Regions from separate parts of the Homo sapiens genome. Here all the other regions are linked to region 3. A link is a contact called in ENCODE Hi-C or POLR2A ChIA-PET data. All regions are on one chromosome and are shown on one strand. Each heading gives the region's core, a stretch centred on a gene start or an enhancer-like site at or near the end of the contact. The rest is flanking DNA. Distances are from core to core; before and after follow the strand shown.

Region 1 (4,423 bases), core at 1,461-3,960, 1.6 Mb after region 3:
TTGCGGTGAGCCGAGATCATCGTGCCATTATACTCCAGCCTGGGCAACAAGAGCAGAAACTCCATCTCAAAAAAAAAAAAAAAAAAAAGAAAGAAAGAAATGCTACATGTGACCAGCACTACTGGACCCTTTTCCTACCCCAGAAAATTATTCCCAACATACCTAAAATCTATGCAGCCTTGATGCTAAAAAGTAGTCTACTTTAGAAAGCCTTACCTCATTTACTAGTGAGGACTAGTAATGTGACTTAAATGTGACTTGCATAAACAGCTTACACTGCATTTTTGCAGACCTTCCCCTTCCCTCCTTGCCACACTTCTGGTGCAATTTTCTTCTTTGCCCCTTGACCCAATCATGAATATAGACATTTTATCCTTGATCTAAATCTGTGCTGTCCAGTGTAGTAGCCACGAGGTACATTTGGCTCTGCAACTGAGGAACTAAATTTTTAATTTTAATTAAACTTTAAAACTCATAATTCACTAGATAACTTTTAAGTATGTTTGAAATAATTTGGATATGTGAATCTATTTTTTTATTTTAAATTTTATGTAATCTCAATATAGATTATTTATGAAAATATGTGAATTGAGATGTCCAATAAGTATAAATACACTGGCTTTCAAAAAATGGAATATAGGATATTTCATTAATAATTTTTATATTGATTAGATGTTGATATAGTAATATTTTGGATATGATGGTTTAAACTAAAGATAATTTCACCTGTCTTTTTACATTTTTAATATGGCTATTAATAAGAATGTTTTAAATTACATAGGTGAATCCCATTATATTCCTATTTATTAGATAGAACTGACCTTCAGTTCTGCAGAAAACCATTCCACACGAAAGGGAGAGGTAATGCAAAGTCTCTGAATAGGGATGAATTTGGTGTGTTACAGGAACTGAAAAAGGCCACGTGTTGAAAGCACTGGATTAAGGGGAAGGTGACACAAGATTAGGTTAGAGAGGTGAACAGGGGCCAGGATGTGTATTCTAAACGTGATGGGGAACTACTAGAAGGGAGGAACATAATCCAATGTTTGTTTAGAAAAGATCATTCTGGCTCCTTAAAGAGGCAAGAATGAGAAAAGAGCAGAAGTAAGGAAATCAGTCCAGAGGCTACTGTAGTAACCCAAGTGAAAGAAGGTAGTGGCATGGACCATGGGTTCACAGTGGATATAAAGAGAAACAAACAGACTTAACGTACATTTTGGAGATGAAAATATAATCTTGCTCATTGTTGTAGATTCCTAAATTCTGCTTGAAAAGATGTTTCTGTATTAGGTTAAACAAATGAAATCCCTGTTTTTGTGGGTCAAAATGGTTAAATACCAGAAATGTAAAATGATTTAACCTAATAGAAACAAATAACGACAGAGAAGAATCAGAGGAATGATACAGGAGAAGGGACGTTGAAATGGGGCTTATTTATTAAAATGAAAATTTTTATTGTTCTCCTTAAATCTCTGTGGAAGCCACCCTTATCAAAAAAAAAAAAAAAAACCCTTTGTTGAAAGGCAAATTGCCAACAAACCCGATGAGATTCAGAACACTGCTGCAATAACATATCTCTGTAGAAACTTATACTTCCATCTGGATAGCAAATTTCCTAAGCTGATAAAACCAGGTTATCAATGAAAGGCCAGAGTACAGAATTTAAAGGAAGAATGCCTGGGTATGAATCTTTGTTCTGCCAGTTACTAGTTATATGACCTTGGCTAATACATTTTTCTCTCTGTGCCTCAGGTTCCCCATCTGTAAAACAGTATTATAATGATATCTACCTCATAAAGTAGGAATTAAATGAGTGACCAAATGTGAAGGGTTTAGAACAGTGGCTGGCCCATAATGTTAAAGTCTTAGCCCCTAACAGCGCACTTAGATCTTTTTGTTAGCATTAAATTCAGCATTTTCTTCCTATCAAAGCTGCTTAAATCAGTTAACTGGCATTTGATCTTCGTGGGCTCATTGTATTGTTGCTGTTGTGTATCTTTTTAAATAATACTCGTAATCTTAACAATTAGCATAATTTTGAACCGCTCCCTAATACCTAACCCCAATCCCAAACCGGACGGTCGAGCCTATCCACCGGCAGAGAACACCACCCAATCTCGCCCTCACTCTGACACTCACCGGCCAGACCTTTTCTTCCGTCCGTTTTCTGCCTCTGGCCCAGGGCCCAGCTCACGTAGCGTTTTCGGGGGCTGTTTGGGAACCGTTAGCAACCGGAAGTGGCTAGAGGTCGCGAGAGAACTGAAAAAGGGGACCGGCCTTTCCCGGCTGCCTAAGCACTTGGGTTCCGGCCTGGAAGGAGGCCCAGGGCTCCCACAAAGAGAAATAAGGGACCTATTTGGATGGATCCCAAGAAACACTGTCTGGCATCTGATTTGAACGAGGCTCGGCGCAGCCGGGCCCTTTTCGCAAAGTAGGCCCACTGCAGACCTGTGGGAACCTCCGGGATGCCTGGGGACCCGCATCTGCCGCTACCCGCAATTTCCTATCCCGACCCTCTCTGCAGTTGTCGACCCCGGCCGGCGGCTTTGAGCGTGGGGTCCCGCAGACCCTGGCACCTAGGGGGCCGAAGCCGAGGGATCTTGGGGTAGAAGAGCGGTCCTACAGAGCTGCCGCTTCGAAAGAGCCCCCAATCGACCGCTGATGGGGAATGGAGGATTTTGCTGTTTTATTGCAGCCCGCCCCCGGAGAAAGGCGGGCTCGGACGTTCTTGACTTTAGGATAGACTGGGGAGGGGTGCCGAGGAGCGTTCTTCCCTTTACGTCTCGCGGTCGCAGACTGTATTTGCTGGTGCCCTGCTCACTGTGATCTCGCAGGACCTTGCGGACTTACGGAGACGAAAAGTGGCCTACTTTGAGCTTCTCTGATCCTTAGGGGAAATGAGTGTCCAAAGAGAAATAGGTGCAGAGTGCCGGCACTAGAATTCTTTAAACCTGGATTCAAATTCTGACTCCACCACTCTCCAGTTAGGACTGAGGGCAATTTATTTTTAACTTCTCCAAGCCTCTGTTTACTCGTTTATGTAACTCAGGCTAATAACGTAGTGTCTATTTCATAGGGTGGCTTTGACTATTAAGTGTGAGAGTGCATGTAAGAACAGTCTAAGGGAATTTCCCTGCCTTTCCCCTTGTCTGCTGTCACTCTCATCCGTGTTAGACAAATGGAATTAATTAACCAACTTCCGCTTTTCTGAAGCACGGGTAAAGAGTGAAGTGCAGGACTTGGGTAAAGGAAAAACCAAGAAGGATGCAAAAGATGGATGGTCATTGTGAGATCCACAGAGGTGCTCATCCCAGCACTTTCACCTCACTTGGCATCTGTCACATGGTGGGTGCTTGATAAGTACATGGGTGAATGAGGACCTACCTAAGCAGAAGGAATTATTGAATAAGACTAGAATTGCAGGGAGAGGATGAATCAGATTGATTAGCTACTTGACAAAAAAAGGCAAACCACTCTTCCTGTCAGAAATGTATGGCACATCTGCATATTTCAAGGGCTGCCACTTACTGCAACTGGGAAGGAGATCTCAGAACCGACACCTCAACTATGGAAGCTTTAATCTATTGACAGCAAATGCAACATAGCAAGTAATATAAGACAGAATGTGATCAGTGCAAAATCGAATAATAAAGTCTTGAGAGGGGGTTATTAGAATAATAGACGAGTGTTTAGATTGAGTAGTGAGCAATGAGATAAGTCCTTTGACTTGGGGGTACAGGGGAATTATGACCAGGGGTATGGGATAGGGAGAAGGTCATTCTGGAAGGCAATAAAAGGCAGACAGGACGCTAGTGGTAGAAAAAAAGGAAAACACTTGTTTATCAATGTAAATCAATGGCGGAAGAATTACATATGACATATGCTATTGAGGAATACCTTTCAACCGTTCAAATGACAAAAGGAGTGTCAGAACAATATATATTCCATTTTTGTTGAAAAAATTTGTTTATATAGATATAATTTGTGGGGTATTTGTACAAGAAAAGGATGCACTCCAAACTTAACAGTGATTACCCCATATTGAAAATTGTGAAACTTTTACCCTACTTGCAAGCTAACAATTTAACTTGCCACAGTTTTATGGATACTAACAGAAGACACTGGACTCCTGCGTCAGAGACAGAAGACTTTATTACTTAATAACACAGGCATCATAAGCTTTATATTCCCTTGTTCCCAAAGCTTATGTTCCCAAAGCCCACAGAGGGGCCTAAGCTTGGCATTCCCCTGCTAGGATGGAACAGTGGGTTTGCAACCTAGCAGAGGAATGCCAAGCTTAGGAAGCCCAACCTTTGCTCAGCCTTGCCCCAGAATGAGCCATTATCTTTATTATCCTGGTCAGGAAACAACTGTGATCTAGAAGGAGATACAAACATCCTTGAAAACCTAACCTCAAAGAAAA
Region 2 (4,042 bases), core at 80-2,579, 1.1 Mb after region 3:
TCAGCCATAAAAAAATACTTGAGACAGACGGTATTTTCCAAAGATGGCCACACCAACATATCTCATCACACGTTGTCTTATTTTAATACAATTTTGACACATTTCCTTGAGGGGTGGGGGTCTACATTCCCTTCCCTTGAATCTGGATAGGCCTGTAACCATGATGGAAGTGATACACCAAGACTTCCAATGTTAGGTCATAAAACGTGGTAGAGGCTTCCACCAGCTTTCTCTCAAGACATCTGCCCTCAGAACTCAGTCATGGCGCTCTGAGAAGGCCTAAACTAGGACATAGGAGCAGAACACATGGAGAAAAATTAAGGCCTCCGGTCCATAGCCAGCAGCAACTGCCAGGCATGTGAGTGAATGATTCTTCAGATTATTTCTAGCCACCAGCTTCCCTCCATTTTTTGGGACAGGGTCTTGCTCTGTCACCGAGGCTGGAGTGCAATGGTATGCACATGGCTCAGTGCAGCCTCACCCTCCTGGGCTCAAGCAGTTCTCCCACCTTAGTCTCCTGAGTAGCTGGAACTACAGGCATGCACCACCATGCCCAGCTAATTTTTAAAAAATTTTTGAAGAGATGGGGTTTTGCCATGTTGGCCAGGCTGGTCTTGAATTCTGGGCTTAAAGGATCCTTCCACCTTGGCCTCCCAAAGTGCTGGGATTACAAGTGTGAGCCACCATGCCCAGCCTTCAGCAACCAGCCTTATAGTCTTCCAGTTGAGTCCTAAGAAATCATGGAGCAGAGACAAGCTGTCCCCACTGTTTTCTGCTCACATTCCTGACCAACACATCTGTGAGAGAGAATAAATGATAATTGTTGTTTAAGTTAAGCCATTGCATTTTAGTATGATTTGTTATGTAACAATAGTTAGGTATGTATCAGTCTTGGTGCAATCAGGAGAGAGAAATTACACAGTTATTTGAACATAGAAGTGACCTCACCTGGGGCTGAAACAAAGCACTAAAAGAAGTGCCCTCTACCTCTCACCCCACCCCTGGCTAAGATCCAGACCTTGTTGGGGAGAGCATGGCTGTGACTCACGGAATAGCAGAGAAATGCTCATGGTGCTATGCCAGCAGAATTTGCTTGAAATCTGTCCTCTGGAATTTTTTGGAAATTAATCTTCAAGGGTTTCTTGAAAAGCTCTTCGTGGAGAGGTCTCTCACTGAGGGCACTCTACTACAAAACACTCAAAGAAGATGCCAGGGAAAATTAGTTGTTGCTGGGTGCTGCAGGAGACTGATGCAGGGGAAAGGCATGCGTGATGTAGGAGCTAGGCACTGGGGAAGCAGCAGGCCAAGTAATACATGGGAAGAAAGAAGCAAAACTCACTTTCTTCCGCAATGTCTCTCCACTGCCCTCTACTGACAAAGCTTCAATGCCAATTGGCAAAAGAAAACCAAGGACTCAAGATTCATTTCCACGAAGCAGGCAAAAAGGGTGAATTTGGAGCTGAGAGGCAATAAATCCTGAATGGGTACAAGCAAATGCAGATTTTCTTACTTAAAAATGGGATACTGCCATAATTAATAAATTCTGAACCATGTGACTTTGGGACTTGACAGCAAGTGGAAACTGAAAAGACCTTGAGGAGAATATGAGTAAAAACACCTGAAGACAACTGCTGCCTGTCACTAAGTCCCAAAGTCAGTGATGCTTAATGGAGAGTGTGGAAAATGTTACTAGAAGCTGGAAGAAACCGGACTTTTGTTATCTAGAGACAGAAAGTTTAGCAACACTGTTGTGAAAATGTGGAAAGTAGGCCGGACGCGGTGGCTCACACCTGTAATCCCAGCACTTTTGGAGGCCTAGGTGGGTGGATCACCTAAGGTCAGGAGTTTGAGACCAGCCTGGTTAACATGGTGAAACCCCGTCTCTACTAAAAATACAAAATTAGCTGGGTGTGGTGTCACATGCCTGTAATCCCAGCTACTCAGGAGGCTGAGGCAGGAGAATCGCTTGAACCTGATGGGGGTGAGGAGCGAGGTTGCAGTGAGCCAAGATCACACCATTGCACTCCAGCCTGGGCAACAAGAGTGAAACTCTGTCTCAAAAAAAGAAAAGAAAAGAAAGAAAATGTGGAAAGTAGAAAATATACCTAATGAATTTGAAAGAAAGAAAGAGTGGAAAGTAGAAAATATACCTAATGAATTAAAGAAAGAAAGAAAGAAAGAAAAAAGAAAAGAAAGAAAGAAAGAAAGAAAGAAAGAAAGAAAGAAAGAAAGAAAGAAAGAAAGAAAGAAAGAAAAAGAAAAAAGAAAGAAAGAGGCTGGGAGCTGTGGCTCACGCCTGTAGTCCCAGCACTTTGGGAGGTCAAAGTGGGCAGATCACGAGGTCAGGAGATCGAGACCATCCTGGCTAACATGGTGAAACCCCGTCTGTACTAAAAATACAAAAAAAAATTAGCCTGGCATGGTGGCGGGCACCTGTAGTCCCCGCTACTTGGGAGGCTGAGGCAGGAGAATGGCATGAACCCGGGAGGTGAAGCTTGCAGTGAGCCGAGATCAAGCCACTGCACTCCAGCCTAGGTGACAGAGTGAGACTCCATATCAAAAAAAAAAAAAAAAAAAAAGAAAGAAAGAAAGAAAATGTGGAAAGTAGAAAATATACCTAACGATTTTGCTTATTTAGCTAAGGTTATTTCCAGGCAATATATTGAAGATGCCACCTGGCTTTTTCTAGCTGCCTATAGTAAAATAAGAGAGCAGGGAGATAAACTAAAGAAAGAATACTTTAGGACTTGTTGGATATTCAAAAATAAAACTGCTTCTCATTACCAGCCTGTCAAGATGACAGATAATGCTGTAATTAAGAAAAGGCTTTGATTCTGCTGAGAGAAAGAGAGAAGAAAAGAAAAGGCTTCTGCCACGGCACATTAGCTGGAAAAAAAAAAAAAGTCTTCTAGGAAAACATCAGACCCAAGGCATTGTCAGCAAAACATGGTCTAAAGATGAAGCCAAGGGCATGACTTTATTGCTCTATTCTTTTGTTCTGTACCTTTCATTCTGTATGCACTGATAACTTTGAGTTCTTTGTTGTTCTTCTGGAGGATGATTAGAACTTCCATGTCTTTCCATATGTTTGTTGTTTATGTGATATAAGTGTGAGGAGTCGGAACCAACTACAGACTGCTTGGGCTAACAATTTTTCTCTATTCTGTACAAGTTGCCCCTTACATGCAAGCATGGCCTGGAGTGGGGTGGGATATAAATTTGGGGTTTAGATATCTACAGAAAGCAGAGAGCTAGGCATACTTTCCTCCACCATAATCATGTGCTGGAGGCTCCATCAGCCTCCTCTTTGGATGGTAAAGTACTTATTTCTCTTTATTTACCTAAGCAGGTTATAAAGACAGTCTCTTTCCCATACAAGTGAGCTTCATGGCCCAATTGCTCTTCTGTTCTGACTTTTCTTGGAACTGAGATAAAATGCCTCATTTATAGAATCCCTGACATTCTTGCCAATGAACTTCCCTAACCACTTTACTTTCCAAGCTCTTTGAACCCAGTTTCAGTTATTTTATTTATTTATTTATTTATTTATTTATTTATTTATTTAGAGACAGGGTCTCACTCTGTTGCCCAGGCTGGAGTACAGTGGCACAATCTCCACTCATTTCAACCTCTGCCTCCTGGGTTCAAGCAATTGTCCAGCCTCAACCTCTCGAGTAGCTGGGAGTACAGGCATGTGCCACCATGCTTGGCTAACTTTTGTATTTTTGTATTTTTTTGAGACAGAGTTTCACTCTTGTTGCCCAGGCTAGAGTGCAATGGTGAGATCTTGGCTCACTGCAACCTCTGCCTCCCGGGTTCAAGCGATTCTCCTTACAGGTGCCTGCCACTAAGCCTGGCTAATTTTTTGTATTTTTAGTAGAGACAGGGTTTCACCATAGTGGCCAGGCTGGTCTTGAACTCCTTGCCTCAAGTGATCCTCCCGCCTGGATCTCCCAAAGTGCTGCAATTACAGGTGTGAGCCACCACGCCTCACCCTAGTTTCAGTTATTTATGCCTGGCTAGAAATGCATCTATGTCTCCT
Region 3 (4,351 bases), core at 1,776-4,275:
GCAGTGGCGCAATCTCTGCTCACTGCAACCTCCGCCCCCGATTCTCCTGCCTCAGCCTCCCGAGTAGCTGGTATTACAGGCACCTACCACCAGGCCCGGCTAATTTTATTATTATTATTATTTTGCATTTTTAGAAGAGACGGGGTTTTGCCATATTGGCCAGGCTGATCTCAACCTCCTGGCCTCAAGTGATCAGCCCGCCTCGGCCTCCCAAAGTGCTGGGATTACAGGCATCAGCCACCATGCCTGGTGCCATTAGAGTTTCGAGCAAAGAAATGGCACAATCTAAGGTGTTTTATATATGTGTGTGTGTGAGTATGGCTGCTGCATGAGCAATAGACTAAGCTGTCACAGCAATCTAGGCAAAACATGTTGATGATTTGGACATGGTATGGAACGGTGAAGAGGTCTGAGAGAGTTGGCAGTAAATAATGCCAAGCTTGGATGATTGCTTAGCCTTTCTGAGCCACAATCTCCTCAGTAACAAAGCAAGAACTATTATCTATTTTGCAAGGTTTTGAAAAGAATTAGAGATACTTTATGGAAATGACTAGTAGTGCAATTTACCTCATTAGCATATTGATGCATAAAGCTCTGTTGAAGATTTGAAAAAAAGATTCATATTTCCCAGAATCTTACATCGCCACTGAAAAACAAGGAAAAAAGACAATTCGATTACTCCACAAAACTGAGACCCAGGCCACTCCATATGGAGCCCTTACTAAAACCAGTAAGTAGCATATATAGTAAAACTGGAATTACATAATAGCATTTTTTTCCATTGTAATAGTGAATTGCTGGCATTTCTACTTTGTCATGCCGTATTACCATCCTTCATCTGCTCAACTATTCCCAATCCATTTTATTTGATAAACAGCAAACATTTATCTGCACTTTATGCCTGACAACAGATTAGGATCAAAGATAAAAGAAATATTCCCTGTTCTCAGCTCAAAGTTGAATGAGAGCCTGGTGCAGTGGCTCACACCTGTAATCCCAGCACTTTGGGAGGCCAAGGCGGGCAGATCATTTGAGGTCAAGAGTTTGAGACCAGCCTGACCAACATAGTGAAACCCTGTCTCCTACTAAAAATACCAAAATATTAGCCAGGCGTGGTGGCGCATCCCTGCAGTCCCAGCTACTCAAGAGGCTGAGGCAGGAGAATCGCTTGAACCGGGGAGGCGGAGGTTGCAGAGAGCCGAGATGGCGCCACTGCACTCCAGCCTGGGCGACAGAGTGAAACTCCATCTCAAAAAAAAAAAAAAAAAAAAAAAAAGTTGAATGGGATAGAGAGATAGGTCACCATACAGTAGTGTGCTCTCTGTTATAACACAGCAAGAGACCCAAACCCTGATGCCAGGGCATGAAGGTGCCTTAGGGAGGACTTCCTGGAGTATGTTGACATATGACCAGCAAAATGAAAACAGAAAGGAGCTGGTCAAGCAAGGAGTGGGGAAAAGGCTTCCAGTAAGAATAATAACATTTACGAAGATGTTAAGAGAATATGGATAGTGCATATAGATGTGCATAGTAGTTGTTTACTTTTATTCTTTTTCACCCCTCTTGCTGTCATCTTAGGTGCATAGTAGATGTTCAATAAATTATTGTTGGATCAAAAAATTAAGATGAATAACCAAATTATATCAGGTTTCTGACTATAATAAAAGAGAATTATTAAGTGTTGTTGCCAAACTGTGTGCCCAGTGATTTACATGAAAAATTTTATTTCGAAAACCCTATGAGCTGAGTAGTATTGTTCTCATTTAACTTTACATTTAGACAAACATAAATTTAGACATATATCAGCCTGGGTGATCTAGAGGTTTTTTTGTTTGCTTGTTTGTTTTTTTGAGACGGAGTTTCACTCTTGTCGCCCAGGCTGGAGTGCATTAGCGCGATCTCAGCTCACTGCAACCTCCGCCTCCCGGGTTCAAGTGATTCTCTTGTCTCACCCTGCCGAGTGGCTGGAATTACAGGCGCCTGCCACCATGTCTGGCTAATCTTTTGTATTTGTTTTAGTCGAGACAGGGTTTCACCATTTTTGCCAGGCTGGTCTCGAACTCCTGACCTCGTGATCCACCCGCCTCGGCCTCCCAAAGTGCTGGGATTACAGGCGTGAGCCACCACGCCCGGCCTAGAGTTTTTAATAACCAAATTTCTGACCCTCACATCTGAGGCACTGAGCATGGAAGAGTTGGAAAGAAGAGGGAGGGAAACTTATTTTTCTGTATCTGTTCTTGCACCACTACCTTCTTTTCTCAATAGTTGTTGTGTTACAGAAAAAGGGTCCCGATCCAGACCCCAAGGGAGGGTTCTTGGCTCTCCCGCAAGAAAGAATTCAGGGCGAGTCCGCAGTGCAAAGTAAAAGCAGGTTTATTAAGAAAGTTAAGTAGTGAAAGTACAGCTACTCCATAGACAGAGTAGGGTGTTCCTGAAACGCGGAGGAAAGTGTCCACCCTAGATACATACCTGTAAGTATGGGGAGATGTGCTCTGCTACAAGGGTCTGTGATAAAGGATTAATTTTCTTATTATATTTTGTAAGAATCGATATTATTATCTTTAAAGCAAAATTTGGAATGCCTTTGTTCTCCAGATATGGGGACATCTAGACACTCCCAAGTCTGGGTCTGTTTAGTAAACATTATTAATTTGTTCCCTTAACCATAAACATCTAGAGGCTAGGAATGCCTGACTTTCTGGGAATGCAGCCCAGCAAAAGTCCCGGCCTCGTTTTCCTAGCCCTCACTCAAAATGGAGTCGCTCTGGTTCGAATGCCTCTCACAGAAATCCCGCTAAAATGTACCTCCCTCGGTTGCGGTGAGCCGTGATCGTGCCACTGCACTCCAGCCTGGGAGATAGAGTGAGAACTCCGTCTCAAAAAAAAAAAAAAAAAATACCTCCTTCTTCTCTCAAAACTCTCCAATGGCTTCCACCCTGGGTCATCAACATGGCCTGGAAGAGCCGTACTCTGGATACCCGAGGGCGCGGCCCCAGCGCCGCGACGCCCCGCCCCTCTGGCTGCTCCGCTCTGGGATGCACTTCCGACGCCCTCTAGGCTTGGGAGTTCCGCGCCTCTCGGTGTCGCCTGGGGGGCGTGCTCCGGTTGGCGCACTGATTCCCAGTTGGGTAGGGGAGGCTTGACTGAGCTCCCACCCGGAATTTCACCTTAGACCTTTAAAGACCTTGCTCCGGCCTCCCGCGCCAGCGCTAACACCTAGTCCTCTTTAGTGGAGTTCCGGCGGAAGGGGATGGCGGGCACCCGACGGTGGTCTCCTCCCAGATGGCGAATTTCCGCGGCTTCTTCATCTTTTAGCTCCCAGGGAGCCCTCTGGCCCCAGCATGAAGCCCATGGAGCCCTTTTCAAAATTGTATTTTTAAAAGCTTTTAAAAAATACACAGGATTTTAAAGAAAGCCAATTGTACTACAAAACAGTTTTCAAACGATTAAAATAATTTCATAGAGTAATGTGTGCTTCTCATTAATGCATTAAATATTAAACATCAAGACCCGTCTTATGACTGCTGTAATTTTCAAACAGTTGTCTTGGGTATTTGTAACAACTGTATTGTGATACAAAAATATGTGATTTTTCTTTTCTTTTTTTTTAGACAGAGTCTCCCTCTGTCGCCTAGGCTGGAGTGCAGTGGCGTGGTCTCTGCTCACTGCAAGCTCCGCCTCCCGGGTTCACGCCATTCTCCTGCCTCAGCCTCCCGAGTAGCTGGGACTACAGGTGCCCGCCACCAATTTTGTTTTTGTATTTTTAGTAGAGACGGGGTTTCACCGTATTAGCCAGGATGGTCTTGATCTCCTGACCTGGTGATCCGCCCGCCTCGGCCTCCCAAAGTGCTGGAATTACAGGCATGAGCCACCACCCCCGGCCAAAAATATGTGATTTTTCTTGATGACAGAGTCGTAGTTACTTCTCTTTCAATTGTGGTTTGTTACCTGTATTAGTAAGTGAAAGATATGTTAAATTTCAGTTAGAATAGACTAGAATCAGAAATAATCAGAATGCAGTGTGTGTGTTAAGAGTAAGGAATAGTTCATGCAACTTTTGTTTCTGTTACATATGTATGACTGAATTACGATGTAAACTAAACTAAATTGTAGGTCACCACCAAAAAAATGAAAGCTACTGCCACTAGGCCCAAGTTCTGGGTGAAGAACCACGTCTGTTTACCTGGGCAACCCCATGGATCAGGAAAGCAGGGGATCAGAAAGGAGCACGCTAATAGAGAAAAGAGGGAGCCTGTGCATTTTTGTTGCTTTTCAAGAAAGAGTTTAACCTTTAACAACTTGTAGCCATTGTTATTGCAACTTTTACTCCTATTGCAGATGAAAAGCTTTG

Evidence for each region. A loop is a pair of places that touch in the nucleus more often than their neighbours do. ChIA-PET counts read pairs that join two places held with the same protein, here RNA polymerase II (POLR2A). Pooled maps may share reads with other maps.
Region 1: a loop to region 3 is called in a pooled map, with 2.2 times the contacts of the local background. The contact joins the promoter of ZSCAN16-AS1 here to the enhancer-like site in region 3. A Hi-C loop is called at or near these places in 3 of 50 pooled maps. POLR2A ChIA-PET finds 5 or more read pairs at or near these places in 2 of 52 experiments (A673 and H1).
Region 2: a loop to region 3 is called in a map with no recorded cell type, with 2.7 times the contacts of the local background. The contact joins two enhancer-like sites. A Hi-C loop is called at or near these places in 4 of 37 single-sample maps with no recorded cell type and 4 of 50 pooled maps.

What each region holds. Positions count from the first base shown.
Region 1 is chr6:28,134,606-28,139,028 of GRCh38, forward strand. ZSCAN16-AS1 (ZSCAN16 antisense RNA 1) reads right to left here and starts at 2,711. Exons shown (of 2, transcript NR_103456.1): 1 at 2,140-2,711. RefSeq lists an enhancer at 2,882-3,071.
Region 2 is chr6:27,608,107-27,612,148 of GRCh38, forward strand. No RefSeq gene overlaps it. Among named protein-coding and RNA genes, the nearest start is that of TRL-CAA2-1, 4.4 kb to the left of the region's middle. Within about 2 kb of position 1,330, at least 2 of the 41 ENCODE cell types and tissues checked have a DNase peak (open chromatin) inside an H3K27ac peak, as active enhancers do.
Region 3 is chr6:26,547,591-26,551,941 of GRCh38, forward strand. No RefSeq gene overlaps it. Among named protein-coding and RNA genes, the nearest start is that of TRA-CGC1-1, 3.7 kb to the right of the region's middle. RefSeq lists enhancers at 1,546-2,500, 2,760-3,294, 3,279-3,328. Within about 2 kb of position 3,026, at least 11 of the 41 ENCODE cell types and tissues checked have a DNase peak (open chromatin) inside an H3K27ac peak, as active enhancers do.